Linked DNA regions of Mus musculus: region 1 is linked to region 2. The links are chromatin loops, found by intact Hi-C in ENCODE. Cell type or tissue: heart. All regions are shown on one strand. Links, peaks and the distances in the headings refer to the core of each region. The heading gives the core; the rest is flanking DNA.

Region 1 (8,324 bases), core at 271-8,270, 140 kb after region 2:
GAACCAGGAAAAACAAAACTCAACTGACCACAGGGTCAGTTTTCTTCAGGGTCTTTAACCTAATAACTTCTCCCCTTCCTCCCAAACTACAGCACATATTAAAACTGAACTAGAATCCTGCTCTGCTTTCTCTTCATGCTTGACACACAGAACATGTCCTCCCAGAAGCTCGTCTGCAGAAAGTAATAAGCCAACAGACACAGCCAGGGTCACTTGACTGCTGCCCTCTTTTCTGCTAGACGCTGCGGCCACCCCTCCTTGTCCCTATAAATAACACTGGAGGAAACATCTTTGGGGACACATTTTGGTCTTTATTGGGGATTGTTTCTATAAATCACCAACTCCTTCGTAAGGTGTTATTGAGTCAAGATAAACCTCCAAAAGCTCTTGAAACACATTCACAACTCCTGATTTAGAACTACATTGTCATGTAATTGTCGGCTTCCTAAACCTTCAAATGCCCAAGTTTCTAGACATATTGCTTCCATCATTCATTCGTTGTTGAAGTCATAAATCACAGTCTCTATTATCTTCCTGGTGGGGGATAATCTAGGTAAAATATCCAAAGTGAACAAGCATAGAAAATCCCAGACTCATAGAGTCCTAAATGCTCTGGTATTAATAACCCAGCCTGACTTTATTCATCTGGCCAGGGTTTCTGGGTGGTGTGGGTGGGGCAGTCAGAGCCTAGGCCCAAGCTCTGGGTCAGATGCCCTGGTAGTTGTTGCCACCTGTCCCGTGTTCCTCCCTGACAAGAAGCACTTGCCTTTCTTCTAGATCTTTTGGGGACGTTCTGAATGTGGTTTTAACCGGACTCTCATATACTGTCATCTCAGGCCTTCTTTTCCTTGAATCGAGTCACATACATATTGCAGACTTAACATGTTTTGCACTGTACTGGAGGAAGAGTCTACTGAGAACTGCCTCATGCCCGCTTTCAGGCCCTTGGAGGTCCAGGATCTGATCCTCCTAACAACCTGCAGCCAGTGGCCACTGTCATGACCCCACTTTACCAAGGAAGAGACGAAGACAGAGGAGAATGAAGCCTCTTGCTCATGACTGCAAAGGCTGACGAGAGGCTAGGTCAGGTTCCCGAGTCTGCCTTTTTCTAGCCTGGCCACAGAGGAACGGGACAAGGGCCTGAGGAGGATTAGCCCTTTGTTAAGTATCATGGGACATAACAAGAAGGCCCCAAGAAGTCCCAGCATGCTCTAAGAGGTGCAAAGTTTGTTCCCCGGTGTGTTTCTGGAAGCAGGCTCTCAAAGACTAGGTGCCAAGTCCAGGAGTGAGGAGGCATGCAGGGTTCCGATTTGGTCCTGGAATGGAGAGAGAGCTTGGGAGTGGGAGAGCAGAAGGGCAAGGCCAGGAAACGGGAGGGAGGCAAGGAGGAGCTTGGTGTGATGAGCAGGAAGCTGTCCTTTTATCCCAGGACAGAGCCAAGCAGACAAGGGTCCAATCAGAAAGACAAGACACTCCTAGCAGACATGGGAAGAGATAGCAGTGAGGGAGATGGCCCAGGAAAGAGCCTCTCCAAATAGCCCTGGGGCAGTGATACAAGGACAGATGGAGGCAGGACCTGAAGTAAGTGAATCCTAAGACATTATAAAGCTCATTGGATGTGGGTGGCAGGAAGAGGTGGGAATGGGGGGTGTCACCCTCCGACTTGGAAGAAGCCAGCTTGGTGGCAAAAATCTGGATAGGTGGTGTCCGGGGAAGAACAGGTTTTGGAGTGTAGATGGGAGAATTCACATGAGTGGGGTGTAAGTGCCTCCAGGATTATCCACAAAGGCAGGCATTGGGGAGATGTGTGGGTGGGAGCTTAGAATGAGGTCTGGCTAGGAACTTGGATTTGCAGGCTCTAGTCAGAGAAGGTATCCCCAGAGAGTGTAGACTAGACAACAGAAAATGCAGAAGGGGGGAGCACTCTCAAGCACCCAAGAGTATGGAGAAGACCTTGGTCACAAAGGAAAGCAGCGCTGAGGGAGCCTAGAGGATTTATCGAATGAAGAAGCTTTCAGGGTCTCTGGCTAGGCTGTGACAGAGTGGGTTGAGAGCTACAAGGTGGCCTGGTAGGCGGAGAAGTTTTTGGTCAGACCATAGGAGAGGGTAAGGCAGGTACAGGTAGGAAGTGATTACATTGTAACAGTCGCCAAGTGAGGACAATTAGACCCAAAGTGTCAGCTAAGCTAAGAGATGGGTTGATGGCTAGGCAAGAAGGTATGCTGTTGACCCCAGGGAGAAGCCCAGGGCCTGCCCTGCAGGTTTTTATTGAGCTGGTCTGGCTGGAAGCCTTTCATATTTATAGCCGAAGCTGAGAACCTGTGGCAGGGAGGGATTTTAAGGATAGGAACCATCACGCTTGCTCTCACAAGATGAAGGGGATGAGTGGGTGGGGAGGAGAGGAGAAAAGCCAGGACCATGAGAGATTTGAGAGCCAGTCCCAACTTGGTAGTAAGGTGACCTTGGAGGAGCAGAGTGTGTGAGAATAAAGGCAGATGCAGAGGAGGGTGGTCTGGGAGATCTGCTCTTCTTTGTGGGCAGTGAGGTGAAGAATTTTAAAGTCTGATGAATCTGGAAGTGAGCTGGGTAGAGCAGCATGAATACAGGAGATAGGGAACGGAGGAGGTTGGTGCTCAGCGGAGGCCTAGAAGTCCCTGGCTACCACATTGTTTGGACACATAACATGGGTTATTCTAGGGCTGGGGCTGCCTGTTTTTTTGTGTTTCTCTGGAGTTCAGGGAGTCTGGCTGGAATATTTCAGACAGAGATGGCAGAAAGGGGCTCTGAGGATGTCCAGGATCTGAAACACAAATGGGGTTGTGGACATTAAGAGTGAGGGAGACTGGGTGTGTAGAAGTGAAGACTGGGAGAAGGTGGGGGTGGAGCAGAGGCTGGGGACTGGCCAGAGGAGTGGAGCAGGATTTGGAGGCCATAATTTTGCTTGCCTGTGTTCTACAATTATAGCTACCATCAATAGAACTGGCTAAAGATTCAAGACTCAGGCATAGAGTAAAGGGGACTCCTGTCTGGTCCCTGTAAGGGAAGGAAATACCAAAGAGGGACAGTAGTGGTTTCCTAAGTCATTGAAGTCACAGGATATAATAGTCTGAGCTATGGGGAGCTTTGGGAGTTTGCAGACAGGAGAGGATTCTGGGAGAATGAAACCTTTGAGTAAAGGAATCGCAGAGTCTAGCAGTAAAGTTCTGATTATCTAATTCAAGGCTTACAGCACACAGTCCCATTCTGAGATCCTCAGATATGAGCTAGGAGCTCTGGTGTGCTGCTAATTTGCAGGTTGGTTAATCTCTCTGGTTCTCACTTTCTCAGGCGTGAAGTTGGAGGTTATGTCTGCCTTGAGGAGTATCTGTGTGGCCCGGACGAGGTAACTCATACATAAATGTTAGTGCAGTGCTTGCACCTAGAGGCAATCTATCGCTACAGTCCAGGTATTGTTAAGGGGTGAATTGTGGTGACTCCCAAAGTGACTGTCTCTGGAGATGGTGCTTTTAAGTAGCAACTAAAGTCGAACGAAGTCAGAAAGGTGGTAGGTTCAAAGGAAAGTATGGAAGGTAGCCGCCTGCCAGTCAGGAAGACAGCCCTCAGCAGAAGCAGCAATGTCAGAACCTTGATTGTGGATGCCCACCCTTTAAATGACAAGAAATAAATACCTGTTGTTGCGTTGTTGGAGTCACCGTCCATGATATTCTGTTGTGGGGCGTGATCTAAGACAAGTGCCCACAACGTGACAGTGTGGTGGTTAAGTGGGAAGAGGAGCCTGTAGCGGGGCAAGCGCTCTAGAGGCGTGGCTTATTGTAGAGGCTCAGGAGGTGGGGCAAAGAAGATGGACAGCATTCAGCAGGTGTCAGAAAAGGCTTATGGCCCAGGGTGAGGCAGCAGCCGGTCCCACAAAAGTGGAAAGCCATTTCAGAAACATTTTTTTTTAAACCAGGGTGTAACCCCGGAAACTCAAAGTCGGCTGAGGGTAGGGCGGGTGGCATAGGAGGAAGACGGGGCTGGGGAGAAGATTCTGGAACCCACAGTGAGGGTTTTTGGCAGATCAGTGAAGATAGCTGCTGGCTGAGGAAGCATAGAGGAAGAGGTAAAAAGTCTGAAGCAGGGAGCAGCTGACACGTAATCACCACAGAAAGCGGGTAGCTGTTGGCAGAAAAGGCGTTTAGGAAGCGCGGCCGCGGGCCCTGCCAAGGGAGGCTGTCGTGATTCACGCTTGGGAAGTGCTGGAGACCAGAACACAGGTTGGAGGAGGTCCAGGCATGGCACAGTGCAGTAAGTAGCCTGGCAACTGTGGTGGGCTGACCCTCTGGTCTGGGGCTTGACTCAGGGAATGGAGTCCCAGGGTGGAAAAAAAAAGATGAATTAGGAATCTGCCACCAGACTGAGCGTCTTCAGAGCGTTCTTCTGGGATGGTTATTTCAAATTGGTTTGTTGTTGTTGTTTTATTGGTTGGTTGGTTGGTTTTGTGTGTGGTTTTTTGGTTCTTGAGGTTTTTGTTTTTTTGTTTTTTTTGTCTTTTGTCTCTTTCATTTACTACTGTATCATTACTATTATGCCCTGTCCCTAAGAGTCCTGGCGACACTGGCTCAAGTTCTTACTCAATTCTTCCTACCCACTTGATCCCACCCATATCTTGTCACTGCCTGGTTTTCTGTCACAGCCAGGTTTCCCGTTTTCAACTATGCCATGAAGCACGGATCAAGACATCATGAGTTCTTTGTCCTCTTGGGAAATGGAGTCTGTTCCTGTTGCTGGCTTTATTTGAAAAGGGACGAGCTGGTCTTGATTGACACCTGAATGTTGTTCAGGCTTGGGGAGGCCAGAGGTCAAGGCGCCCCCTGGCGGTGGAAACTGCAAGGCTCAGGCCCTAACCTAGGGTTGTAGAAGCTGCGGGTAAGCTGTGTACTTGTAAGATGCTATCCTCCTTCAAAGCAAGGTTGTTAACCAGAGGTGATTCTTAGTGATGCTGGCTACACCCTGTGCCAGCATTCTGTGGCACCATTGGGTGCCAGGAGTCTACCCAATCCTGTGCTGGCCAAGGCACTGCCCTCCGGGCACTGATCATCTGAGTCACACAGGATTTCTATCTTATCCTAAACAACCCCCCAGGCCAGCCATGCTTCACTGCCTCTCACCCTTCAGCAGAGATGTCTTCCCCACTTTCCTGAGATACAGTGTGATTCAGATGGGCCAAATGTTACAAGGCTGGCCTTCAGACTCTGGCCCTGGTCCTGTGTATGATTCCATGTCTGATCTGAACTGCTGCAATAGAGTTTTCAGAGATACGGAGGAGAGATAGGATGAACTGAGGCTACCATCGTTCCATCCTCAAGGCAAGCCTGTTCCCAGGAAGCCAGCCAAGTGCTCTAAGACCAGTTGCAACGAACTTTGCAAGCTTGAAGGAAACCTGTGTCTGCTGAAGCCTGATGCTAGGACTTGCAAAGACCACCTTAAGGATGTGGTCCAAAGCCTGGTGTAGGACTTGTAAAGACCACCCTGAGGATCTCGTCCAGAAGCAGAAATGCAAATGGAACTGAGAAGCGAGATGATAGTCCAACGGAGCAGTGCCCTAACTGAGGCAACTTAGAGGAGATGTGGCAGCTAGAAGGAGCAGAGAGAAGACTGGATGGAGAGAGAAATGAGCAAGGGGAGTGGATAGACAGGAAAGAGCGCAGGGGCCAGATGGGAAGAGAGCCTTCCCAGCTCACAACCACAGCTACCGTCCTCCTCATGAGTATCCTTGATCTTTGACTTGGAAGAAGTCGATGCAGTCCTATGATGCAAATGAAGTTCCATGGACCTAGAAGGTGTGGCCTGCTGCTGTGGCAGCTGTGTAATGTCTGCTGGTGCCCTGAGGGTTACATGGACAGAAAAATGCAAGATTGAATCAGGAACAGGAGAAAATGATGTCATCAAGACGCTGGCTCACCGTAGTACAGTCAAACCTTTTTAAAAGTAGGGGGAGCAGCACAAAATACTGGTTAAAAGCACAACGCGTTAAAAATGAACATGGCTGTTTATTATCATTACAAAATATTCTTGTCCCATACCACAATACCAGCACTTAGGAGGCTGGCTGAGGCAGAAGGATCTCATGTTTGAGTCCAGCCTGAGCTATATAGAAAGACTAAAGCCAAATAAATAAATATGTTGTTCTGTAACTGACTGTATTAGCCTGCTTTTATACAGCCTACTGTGCAGTGGGTTTTTGTCACCAGCCTCGCTCCAGACAAATGAATGGAACACCAGCTTATACTATCAGAACATCCATGACACCACCAGAAATAAGAACTTTTTAAGCACTATTATCATGTTAGGAGACACCCCCCCCCCCCCGACAGGGTGTCATTGGTGACAGTGCCACATACATACAGTCACATACCACATCAGGGTATTTCAGTCGTTGACAAACTGTGGGTAGTTCTGCATCAGCTACTTGTGGAGGAAACAGCATTTAGTGACTAGAGCAAATGTTGAATATGGGTGAAGCATCCCTGCTCTGGGACAGATTAGTGACTAGAGTAAATGTTGAATATGGGTGAAGCATCCCTGCTCTGGGACAGATGTGTGAAAGGACTTTCCATAGCTAAGAGACCACGTCAATGCAAGGTCTTCAGGTTTTTACAGACGAGACAGATGACTTGCTTAGGGGTGGTATGGCACGATACAAGTTGATTCCTCTAAGTTCTGGCTAGATGAGTGCCTCAGAGCCTTGCAGTATATTAATAAGTACACACTGCTAGAGTACAGTATATTAATAAGCACACACTGCCAGTGTCCTAAGGGAGTGTAAGGAGTCCCAAGTAACTTGGCAAGCCACAGAAGTACTGGCAAGCACCACACCTTTCAGGACAAGATGCTGGCGAAACCCTGACTCCATTCTAGTCTTGCAACCTCTATGATCACATCAAGAACCTTGCTCAGGCTTGAGTGATGTCACCGAGGAACGTGATGAATGCCATCTAGAAGCACTGAGAGCATCATCCACAACTTCAAAGGAGTTTATCAACACGAAAAGGTTTCAACACTCAGCGGGGTGGTGGACAGCTGTGGCAGGCAGAGGACAAGGTTGACTCTGAGGAGCTCTGCGGGTGTTTCTGAGCAGACAACCAGACCTCAGGCCCTGCCCAGAATGCTGGCATGACAACAGGATATGGGGGCTAATAACAGCAATACTGATGATCCTGGTCCTATAGAGTCCTAAGCTAATGTGTTCATTTGTGCCTGATTTTCTATTAAAAAACAAACAAACAAACAAACAAAAAGAAACAAAAAACCAACTTAAGCAAAAACCACAACTTCCAAAATAAAGATATAAAGAGAGTGGCTTTGTGTTGCCATACAATGTATTTGTTTTAAATTGTGTTACAAAATCAAAGAGGTTTTAAAATACATTTTAGACATGCTTTATAATGTTATAATAAAAAGCAAAAGCGTGCATTGTTGAGTGGAAGACAAGAAGAGGGAAGACCTCATTTTAAAATGGAGTCTCTCTGGCTGTGGTGCCTCAAGTCTTGAATCCCAGCATTCAGAAAGCTGAGGCTGGAGGATAGCCACAAGTAGCCAACCTGGGCTACTCAGTGCAATCTTATTTCACAAACAAACCAGTCTCCCTACCTCATTCCTAAGATGGTAACATTTACTGTACATATTAATTAAACAATAGCTGGGAGCAATGGCATACATCTGTAATCTCAGCCCTTGGGAGACTGGTGCAGGAGGATCATTGTGAGTTCAAGGCCAGCCTAGGCACATCGTAAGTTCCAGGCCAGCTACACACAGAGACTGTGTCTCAATTAAACAAACAAAAGAAAAGAAGACATGATGGTGCATCACCCAACTCACTATATTAGAACAGAAAATGTCACTTAGCTCCTGCTCATGGGCATCACTGCTCTACAGACATGATCTGTGCCTGCCTCCCTTCCTAACGCCTAGGGAAACCCCATGTAATAGAACATGCAGCTGCACATGGGCACTACTTACACACACACACACACAAATATACGCACACACCTGGATCTTCCCCCATGAGTGTCCTTGAAACTGTCACATTCTAGAACTTTCTCTGGGCCCTCCAAACTGTCAGAACCCTTTCAAAAGCTTGGATTCTTGCTTTGAATATCTGAGAAATAACACACATGCATTCATTTACCCATGTACTATTCTCCCTTTGAGAGACACAGAAGGCTGTCTCACCTTCGCTTCAGGTCCTACTAAGAAGGGTCCTGGGGGAATCCTGGAGGATGGCTGAATATAATGTAAGGCAGACAGGAAGCTCTTAAGCCATTTGAGGGATCATGGGGACTTCA
Region 2 (8,324 bases), core at 270-8,269:
TAGATCGATAGATAGATGATAGATAGATAGATAGATAGATAGATAGATAGATAGATAGATAGATAGATAGATAGATTTGTAGATAGATAGATAGATAGATAGATAGATAGATAGATAGATAGATAGATGTTCATCACATATACATTCAAAAAGAATTTTTAAAGTCTACTAAAGTAAGTGTCTGTGAGGACATGAAGCGCCATGAACCTCAAACTGTTTTCAGACAGTGCGAACCTGAACACTTGCCTGCACTTGGACCCAGAAGGTTCATTTCCAGACACATAGCCAAGAGACACTGGCATCCACAAGGGAGGATGTGCAAGAACATGGAAGCTATATTTGTAAGAACCCCAGTCTGGAAACATCCTGATTACTACGGATGCTCTGAGACACACTCTTAGGGCAGTATATGTCCCAGCACCAGAAGCAAAGATGCCCATCGGTGGGTGTGGGCTTGAGAGGAGCCATGCTGGCATGCCGAGCGTGGTTTTGGCTGATGGGGGCAGAGATTACACACATGTACATGGATACAAGAGTTCGCTGACCTGTACACAAAATTTCTGCACATTTTTTTTTTTTATGATTTGGATATGAAGTGTCATCCCAAAAGGCTCGTGTGTTGAAGGTATAGTCTCCAGCTGGTGGCACTATTGAGAAAAGATTGCATTATGTGTGTGGTAACTTCATTAGTGACTTAGCTGTTTCATCGATGGGTTCACAGCTGAAGGAAGCAGAACCTGGTTGGGAGTAGACCTCAGCATGCTTTTCAAAGTGTGTCTTGTCCCCAGCCAGGTGTGTCTCCCTGCCTTTCTTCCTCTGCTGTGAGAACCGCAGCCTCCCCTGTTCCCTGCCACCACTGTGATGCTCTGCCTCTCCGTAGGCTCAAGCAACAGGACAAGTTGACCAGGACCATAAAACCTGCAGCCATGAGCCAGAGTAAACTCTTTTAAAAAGTCATCTCTGGCACTTTGTCACAGCAACGAAAGGTTGATTCATGCACCTCGTGTGCATGCTTCTCTTCTGAAAATGAACACACAAGGGGGAGCGATATGAAAATTCATAAAAATGTAAGTGCTGTGAAGAACCTTAAAGTGACCCAACGACAGGACACAGGCTGACTGACCAAGCTCAGACCTGGAGAAACATGATGATGAGTGTAGCTACTACTTTCTAGGGAAGAAGATAGAGTGCAAAGGCCCTGGGGCAGGAGCCACGCTAGTATCCTGCAGGAGCCCTATTGTTGGGGCCAGCAGCTGGAACATAGGGAGAGAGCAGGAAAGCAGAGGGAAGACTGGCTAGGGAATTTGCCTTTTTGTTTGGAAAACTATGAAGTAGCAGAGCCTCAGGGGCTTAAGAGACTTGGGGAACTTGCAGGGTGAGCACACCTGTGTGTGTGTGTGTGTGTGTGTGTGTGTGTGTGTGTGTGTGTGCGCGCGTGTGTTGAAGTCCATCTGTGGGTGTAGGCAGAGGCTGAGGAGGCCAATGTGCTTGGTCAGACCTGTTGGGAAGGTAGTGAGCTGAACTCTGAGCCAAGCCCAGGCTTAAAGGTGAAACTGAGTCTCTGGATTAGTGGAGAGTGCCTACAAGAACAAGGGAGCCAGGGAGAAGGACTTGTGCATTGAGACCTTCCTGGAAGGGGCCTAGAGCGGCTGGCCAAGGGGCTTTAATAGAAAATGCCTCACAACCTTAGCTTTAGTAAGGGCCAGTGGAAGGGTCCTGAGCAGGGTCTCCCAGAGTCCTGAGCACAGTGGCTCAAGGCATTTGTTGTGCCTGGGTGAGGCTCCTGTCTTGGGAGGCTGGGAAAGTTTGTACTTTCACTAGTCCAGGAATATGTGTGTGTGTGTGTGTGTGTGTGTGTGAGAGAGAGAGAGAGAGAGAGAGAGAGAGAGAGAGAGACAGAGAGAGTGAGACAGAGAGACAGAGACAGAGAGACAGAGAAGAGAAAGAGGAGGGGAGCAGGGCAGAGACAGAGAGAGAGGAAAGGAACCCTCTCTCTCCCCTCCCCTCCCCTCCCCTCCCCTCCCCTTCTCTCCCTTTCTCTCCCCTTTTCTCTCCTCTCCTCTCCTCTCCTCTCCTCTCCTCTCCTCTCCTCTCCTCTCCTCTCCTCTCCTCTCCTCTCCTCTCCTCTCCTCTCCTCTCCTCTCCTCTCCTCTCCTCTCCTCTCCTCTCCTCTCCTCTCCAGGGTGGGGCTGTTTGGTAGTTCAGGACTGCAGGTCTGTCTGAGTGCGCTCTCTCTCTCTCTCTCTCTCTCTCTCTCTCTCTCTCTCTCTCTCTCTCTCTCTCTGTGTGTGTGTGTGTGTGTGTGTGTGTGTGTGTGTGCATGCGCGTGCATGTGTGAGGGGCGGGCACGGTGTCCCAGGAGGACAGAGTTTGCATTGATGAAAACCCTTCCCAGCTCTTTGAAGCCTCTTTCCCGCTGCCTGAGCCCAGCCGCCTAGTCCTCTGTGTCCCATAAGACTGCTCACTCCCTGCCAGGATGGCATCTTGTCTGGCCCTGCGCGTGGCGCTGCTGCTCATCTCTGGGGTCCTGGCCCCTGCGGTGCTCACAGGTAAGGGGCGCAGGCCCTCAGCTCTGCTGCTACCAACTTCTCAGGGCCAATAACTACCACTGGGACCAGATCCTCCAGTACCTATGGGGTACAAGCCCCTCACACAAGGTGGGATTCCCAGCTGTGGTGATTCTGGGAGACTCCCACAATGCTGGCTGGTAGAAACCGAGTAAGATGATGTATGTTAGCAGCAGGATGGGTGGCCATTGAAAAAGACTTGGGTATCAGGGTCTGGTACATTTGGCTGTCTGATGTTCTTGGGGTAATACTTTGCCGCTAGAACACCTGGAGACTTCTGGACCTGGGAGGCTGGAGGACTCATCAGACATAAGGCAAAGGGCTAAAGGCCAGAGACCCTCTGGGCAGAAAACCCAGAGACTCATGATTCCTTTAAATTCTGCAAACCCTTTCCTTCTGACTTACGACCTAGGTGCTGTCCCCATAGAGATAAATATTTCTTAGAGTCTTTTGCAGGATAGTGAGGAAACTGGACTGAGCCCTAGGTGGCCTCTCTGGGGTCTGAAAAAAACACTGCATGGCAGGCCTGCTCTGGGTCTGCTTCAGAGCAGGGACATAGGCACAGATAGGCTTTGATTATGAGAAAATAAATCTCGCGCAGTTGTTCAGTAGTCTGCAGAAAGGCCTCTGGGTTCCCTGGTTGTCTTACAACATTGCTGCCTGAACTTTAGGGGTGTCTGTGTGTCTACAAAGGAAAGAAGTCACCTCTGTGGTAGAAGCATAGCCTCGGAACTCGCGGCCACACCCCAGGATGGTGACGGTGGTCTGTGGGCCGTTCTACCTCCCCTCAACACCCCAGGAAATAGCTAAAGACCTGACTCTGCCCAGCCTGGCTCATACCTCTCTTGGCCATTTCCTAATCTGTAGAAGGTGGCACCCACTACGCTGCCTCCCTCATAGTGGGATGCTAAGGCCTCACCAGGGCTCAATGCAGGGCTCTGAGGATGGCCAAATGTCCAGTCAACACTCAGTGTTCAGAGTGTGAGCAGGGTTCAAAGCCCGAATGGATTTTGGGGAGAACCATCTCTTCTCATATGTTGGGACACACCCAGCTTCTGGAGTGGGAGCTGTGCTCGGTAATGTAGCCTGAAGTACCCCTGAGTTAGGACTTACAGTGGGAGGAGGCATTTTCTATTGCCTAGGACTTGGAGCTGAGACCCACACCGCTTCCTGCCACAGTGAGGCTGTTGCCTGGCAGGACCCTGCAGCTGGAGCCTTCCTAGTGGCTCCTGTCCAGGTTTCTGTTAGGTTTCTTCCAACCTAAGCCTCTAGCCAGAGCCCCGGTCAGATTATACATACACAACTCTAGTGGGTGGGCTTTCTGTTCCCACAGAAGCTTTGGGAATAGCCAAGACCTCGCCTGACCTCACCTCCCTCTTTTTCCACGACTTCCTTCTCCCCTAGGAACAGGCGGGCCCACAGCAGGCATGAGCATGCAAATCCCACCTTGGGTTTTGGGGTTCTGGCTATTCTGGGAGTGGGGAGATAGGAGGTTCTCAGAACTAGCCATGGACGCATAGGTCTGCACAGGTGTGTACGAGGTCTGTGGCCCTGTCTCTCCTGGGCTGCAGTCTCATAGCAGGAAAGAGGAGATGGGGTACTCCTGGGGTACTCCAGCCTGCCACCCTTCCCGCCTCAGCTGGTGGCCACAGCCACTGAGGTAGGGGAGCAGGCCAGGTTGAGTGGGCAGGAGGCCAGGGTGGGGATGAAAAGGCTCTTCATGTCTGCACAAAGGCCGTCTGTGAGCATGGGCGCCTGGCCTGGGGGCCTGTGGTCAGACCAACCGTTGAACAAACTTATTTACCAAAAGGCAGAGGAGCTTGGGGTGGTGGGGTTAAGGGGACAGCCTGGGGTATCCAAGCTTGTGACACTGACACCGTGTCACCTCTGCCAGAACAGAAACTCCTGTGACCTTGCTCACTGTCATGGTGTTTGAGTGTCCTTGTGGCCAAGGTGGACAGAACAGAAATCTCCTGCCGTGCCTGCCCTCTCCATCAACGCTTGCCTCTGCCCTCTACACTCTGCTCCCGGGGCCCCTGTACACACCTCCCAGGCCTCCTCCTCCCCACCCTCACCCCTCTCCTCCTGGCACACTGGCCTATAGTTCCTGGCTTCACCAGATGACTGGAAGGGAGCTGGCTTGCTGCTCTTTCTTAATGTTCTAAGTCTGGAGAACATGGCTTGCATAGGAAAAACAAGATAACGCCTTGGCTACGGCCCACAGGTGCACCCCTTCCTTGGTGGGTTGGGGCAAACTCAGTCCCTGGCCAGGAAGTAGGCACCACTTCGGCTGGCTGGCCCTGGCACTCAGAAGCCTTGGGCGGCCTCCCTGGTCAGACGCCTGGTACTGGAGGTGAGCTTTGGCCAGTAGAGGTGGGATAGGGAGGGGCCAGCCTGTTTGTCTATTTTGGGTGTGTCGTGAAGAGTCTCGGGACAGACAGGCAGTCTATGAAGCCCAGACCTCAAGGCCTGTTGAATGGCAGGCATACTTGCTTTTTTTTTTCCAGCCCTAGGAGCCTGACACTAGATTGCTTGAGACCTGAGGTCGTTCATTGTGGTTCTCAGACTATGAACACTGCCTCCTCTAAGCAGGTCACTGTGGCCTCACAGAGCACTCTCCACGCTTAGAGGGAGGCTGGCTGGGGCCACTCTATGAGAGGGAGGCTTCTGCAGTAGGAGGCAAAGGTCTTCGTGGGCCTTTTGCCAGTCTTTTCTGAAAAGGGGGTCTAGTTTTGGGACGCCCCGGGGCACATGATGGTAGTCCCTACCTACAAGCTGAGTCTCAAGTCCGGCCCAGGCTTGTGAGATGCTTTAGGCTAATGCCTAAAGGACCTGCCAAAATCCTAAGGGACCTGCCAAAATCCTAAGGGACCTGCCAAAATCCTAAGGGATCTACCAAAATCCTAAGGGATCTGCCAAAATTTTATGGTGCAAAGATTTCAATTTTACCAAAAAAAAAAAAAAAAAAGTTGTAAAATTATCTTCTGAACTCTGGCACAGATTTTACCTGGTCACCAGTCACCACTATTTGCCACATAGCTACCCAGGCCCAAATGCAGAAGCAAAATTGCCGACATCATTTGACCTCTGTTGTTGAGAACAAGGGCAGTCTCTTTCCCAACCAGAATGTGGCTTCAAACTGGGACAGTAACCCCAGCACTGTATTTACCTGCCTTACCCAGATTCTCTGATAGAACACAGGACCCCTCCCTGTCCTGGTCCAGAACAAACCCTCACACTTCTTTCTCCTTTCCAGACCTTGGCGTTTTTTGTTTGTTTGTTTGTTTTTGTTTTTGTTTTTTGAAGGGCTTAGTTATTTTGAGGTTGACCAGAGTCGGGCTTTGGCTGTGTCCTGTTTACCCTGGGAGATGGGGGGAAACCATGAACAGGAACACTCCAGTCTCATGGGTCTATCCTGGGCTATCCTTATTCTGAGCCTGTCCACAGAGGGACAGAGGCACCCAAAGATGGAGCCCTTAGCTCAAAGGAGTTCCAGGGACCTGCAAGTTGTGGAAGAGCTGGTAAGAGAGGTACAGCTTTACTGGAGGACACTGGGAAGACAGAGCCATCACTAGCCTGTCCAGGGCTTTGGACCACCATGGCTGTCTCCACTTAACCTGAACCTTGACTTTCTTTACTCTGATTAGGAATAAAATGATCCCTGTGCCGCAGGCAGCTAATTAATTAGATGATCGAATGATATCCATTGGGTCTCTGTATGGAACCTGCTTGGGGCTGAATGCCCCTGGCTTTCCTTCCCAGATGAAATCAAGCCTTGGTCAGGGGACCAGCTGAGATACCTGACAGACAGGCTAAGGGGACCTTAGAGCCTGATACCAGCCTGGTCTTGAACTTGTCATGGGGGAGACACTGGCCTAGTGGGTGGTGCTCTGGGCTTTACAGACTGGGCTTCTTATAGTGGTGTGTGTTTAGGGGGAGGGAAGGCTGAGGCAGTGGAAACATCAGGCCATGTGACTGGTATCCATCCTGTGTTTCCTATCTTTTTGCTTCACTCTGGGATCCCTGAGTACCCCAAACCATGCCGACTCCCAGCCCCAGAGGTAGAGGACTGTTGATGAAATGCAGCTCAGGGTGCTGAGACCGATGGAGTGTGGGAAGCCTGCCTTTGCTGGCCACCTCCCCTTCATCTGTCCCCCATTTCCTGCAAGCAGCAATATGCTGTCTTGGATTGAAGGGGCAGACGGGTAGGGGGGCTGCTAGAGGCCCAGGGTTGGCTTCTCCCAGCCTTCGTCTGAGAAGTGGTACCCTCAAAGGTCCTTGACTAGGCTTTTGCCCCAGGTGATAGCTGAGCTGTATCTGCCCTGGGGGACAGAGCAACCCCCACTTTTTGCAACTGTCCCTGGCTCTCTGCCCCCTATCAATCTGTCTTCTAATGGCTTCAATGCTCAACAGGTGTTTTGTGGGTCACATGTGAATGGTTTCCCAAACTTAGGAGAGAATTTCTGAGCCAGGTGCCTTACCTTGTGAAATGTGGGAGCTGGTGTAGGGCATCCCTTAGTTGATCTGGTGGAGAGAGTTGGCATCCCTGCCCACAGACTACCTGAGCTCCACTGTCTATTTTTGACTTTGCAGCAGAGGGTCCCCAGGAGCCCGATCCCACCCTGTGGAACGAGCCTATTGAATTGCCCTCTGGTGAAGGTCCCCTGGAGAGCACAAGCCACAACCAGGAATTTGCTGTCTCTGGCCCTCCGTTCCCCACCTCTGCTCCAGCACCAGAGGACAGCACCCCTCCTGCCAGGGTGGACCAGGATGGAGGTAGGACCTGGGCGGAGCAAGGAGAGGGGAGGGAGGAGGATGAGAGGTAAAGAAGGCATTGAAGGGCAGGCCTGGGCTGGATTTGGGAAGGGGAGGGGTAACATGGTCCTCTGTCCTCCATAGGATCGCTTGGACCAGGCGCCATTGCAGCCATCGTGATCGCTGCCCTGCTGGCTACCTGCGTGGTGCTGGCACTCGTGGTCGTCGCGCTAAGGAAGTTTTCCGCTTCTTGAAGCCAATAAAGGAGCCGCACAGGCCGGCCCGCGGCGACTCTGCATCTTGTGCTCTCCTTTGTCCCCTCCGTATCCCCGCGTGTGCGAGCCCGTGTGCAGGTGCAGCCGCGTGCGAACCTGGATGGGGGCGTATTGCTGGGCCACGCCGCGTGCCTGGGGGGTCGTGGGTGGCAGGCAGAGAACATGTGCATGCTTGGTCACGTGCATGTGTTGCGCCCCGAGTGAGTGAATGCAGGGCGCCTGAGCGCAAGTGTCTGCTAAGTACCACTCACTGTGTCCCCTGCTGTGCCCCCACCGCAGTGTGCCTGAGTGCCCCCCCCCCCCGCCCCCGCCACTACTCCTGGCCCCAAGCGCTTCCGCCTAGTGTGAGCAGGAGAAGGGTAGGGAGCGGGAGGGCTTGGCTCAGGTTCATTCACCCTATTCCTAGAGATCAACTCACACAGGACCCGTCTCTGGAGGACTGACATTGGATGGGGTAGTAAAAGCGTTTGACCTTCACTCAGGCAGGAGGGGCCATATTCTAATTCAGAAGCCCAATCCTTGTGTCTTCATTCTCCTCCCAGGGGTCAGACTTTTCCTGACTCCAACCATTCATATTCCTGGGGCCCCCGGGTTATTGAATATGCTCTTCCTAGGTGCTGTTCTTCCTTTTCCAGCTGACCCAGATGTTGGGGAACATCCGGGGACAGAATGGGGTGTGTGTGAGGGTGGTTGGGATGGCTGGGCAAGCCAGGGTAAGAGCTGTGAC

What was found. A loop is a pair of places that touch in the nucleus more often than their neighbours do. Peaks named below come from ENCODE experiments on the same cell type or tissue, not always from the same donor. Only the 100,000 strongest peaks of a DNase experiment are listed, where the experiment ranks them.
Region 1: it touches region 2 in a loop (2.3-fold over the local background); 3 of 42 quality-filtered maps call a loop at or near these places.

Annotation. Positions count from the first base shown.
Region 1 is chr1:87,603,761-87,612,084 of GRCm38, forward strand. No RefSeq gene overlaps it. Among named protein-coding and RNA genes, the nearest start is that of Inpp5d, 12 kb to the right of the region's middle. In heart, for the core only: a CTCF peak has its summit at 4,862 (motif pointing left); DNase peaks (open chromatin) are centred at 4,111 and 4,851; H3K27me3 peaks cover 389 bases.
Region 2 is chr1:87,467,863-87,476,186 of GRCm38, forward strand. It overlaps Snorc (secondary ossification center associated regulator of chondrocyte maturation), which reads left to right and starts at 2,339. Exons shown (of 3, transcript NM_028473.2): 1 at 2,339-2,549; 2 at 7,161-7,343; 3 at 7,467-7,620. The coding sequence starts at 2,477. The coding sequence ends at 7,576. In heart, for the core only: a CTCF peak has its summit at 630 (motif pointing right); a DNase peak (open chromatin) is centred at 4,919; H3K4me3 peaks cover 865 bases; H3K27ac peaks cover 499 bases; H3K27me3 peaks cover 3,939 bases.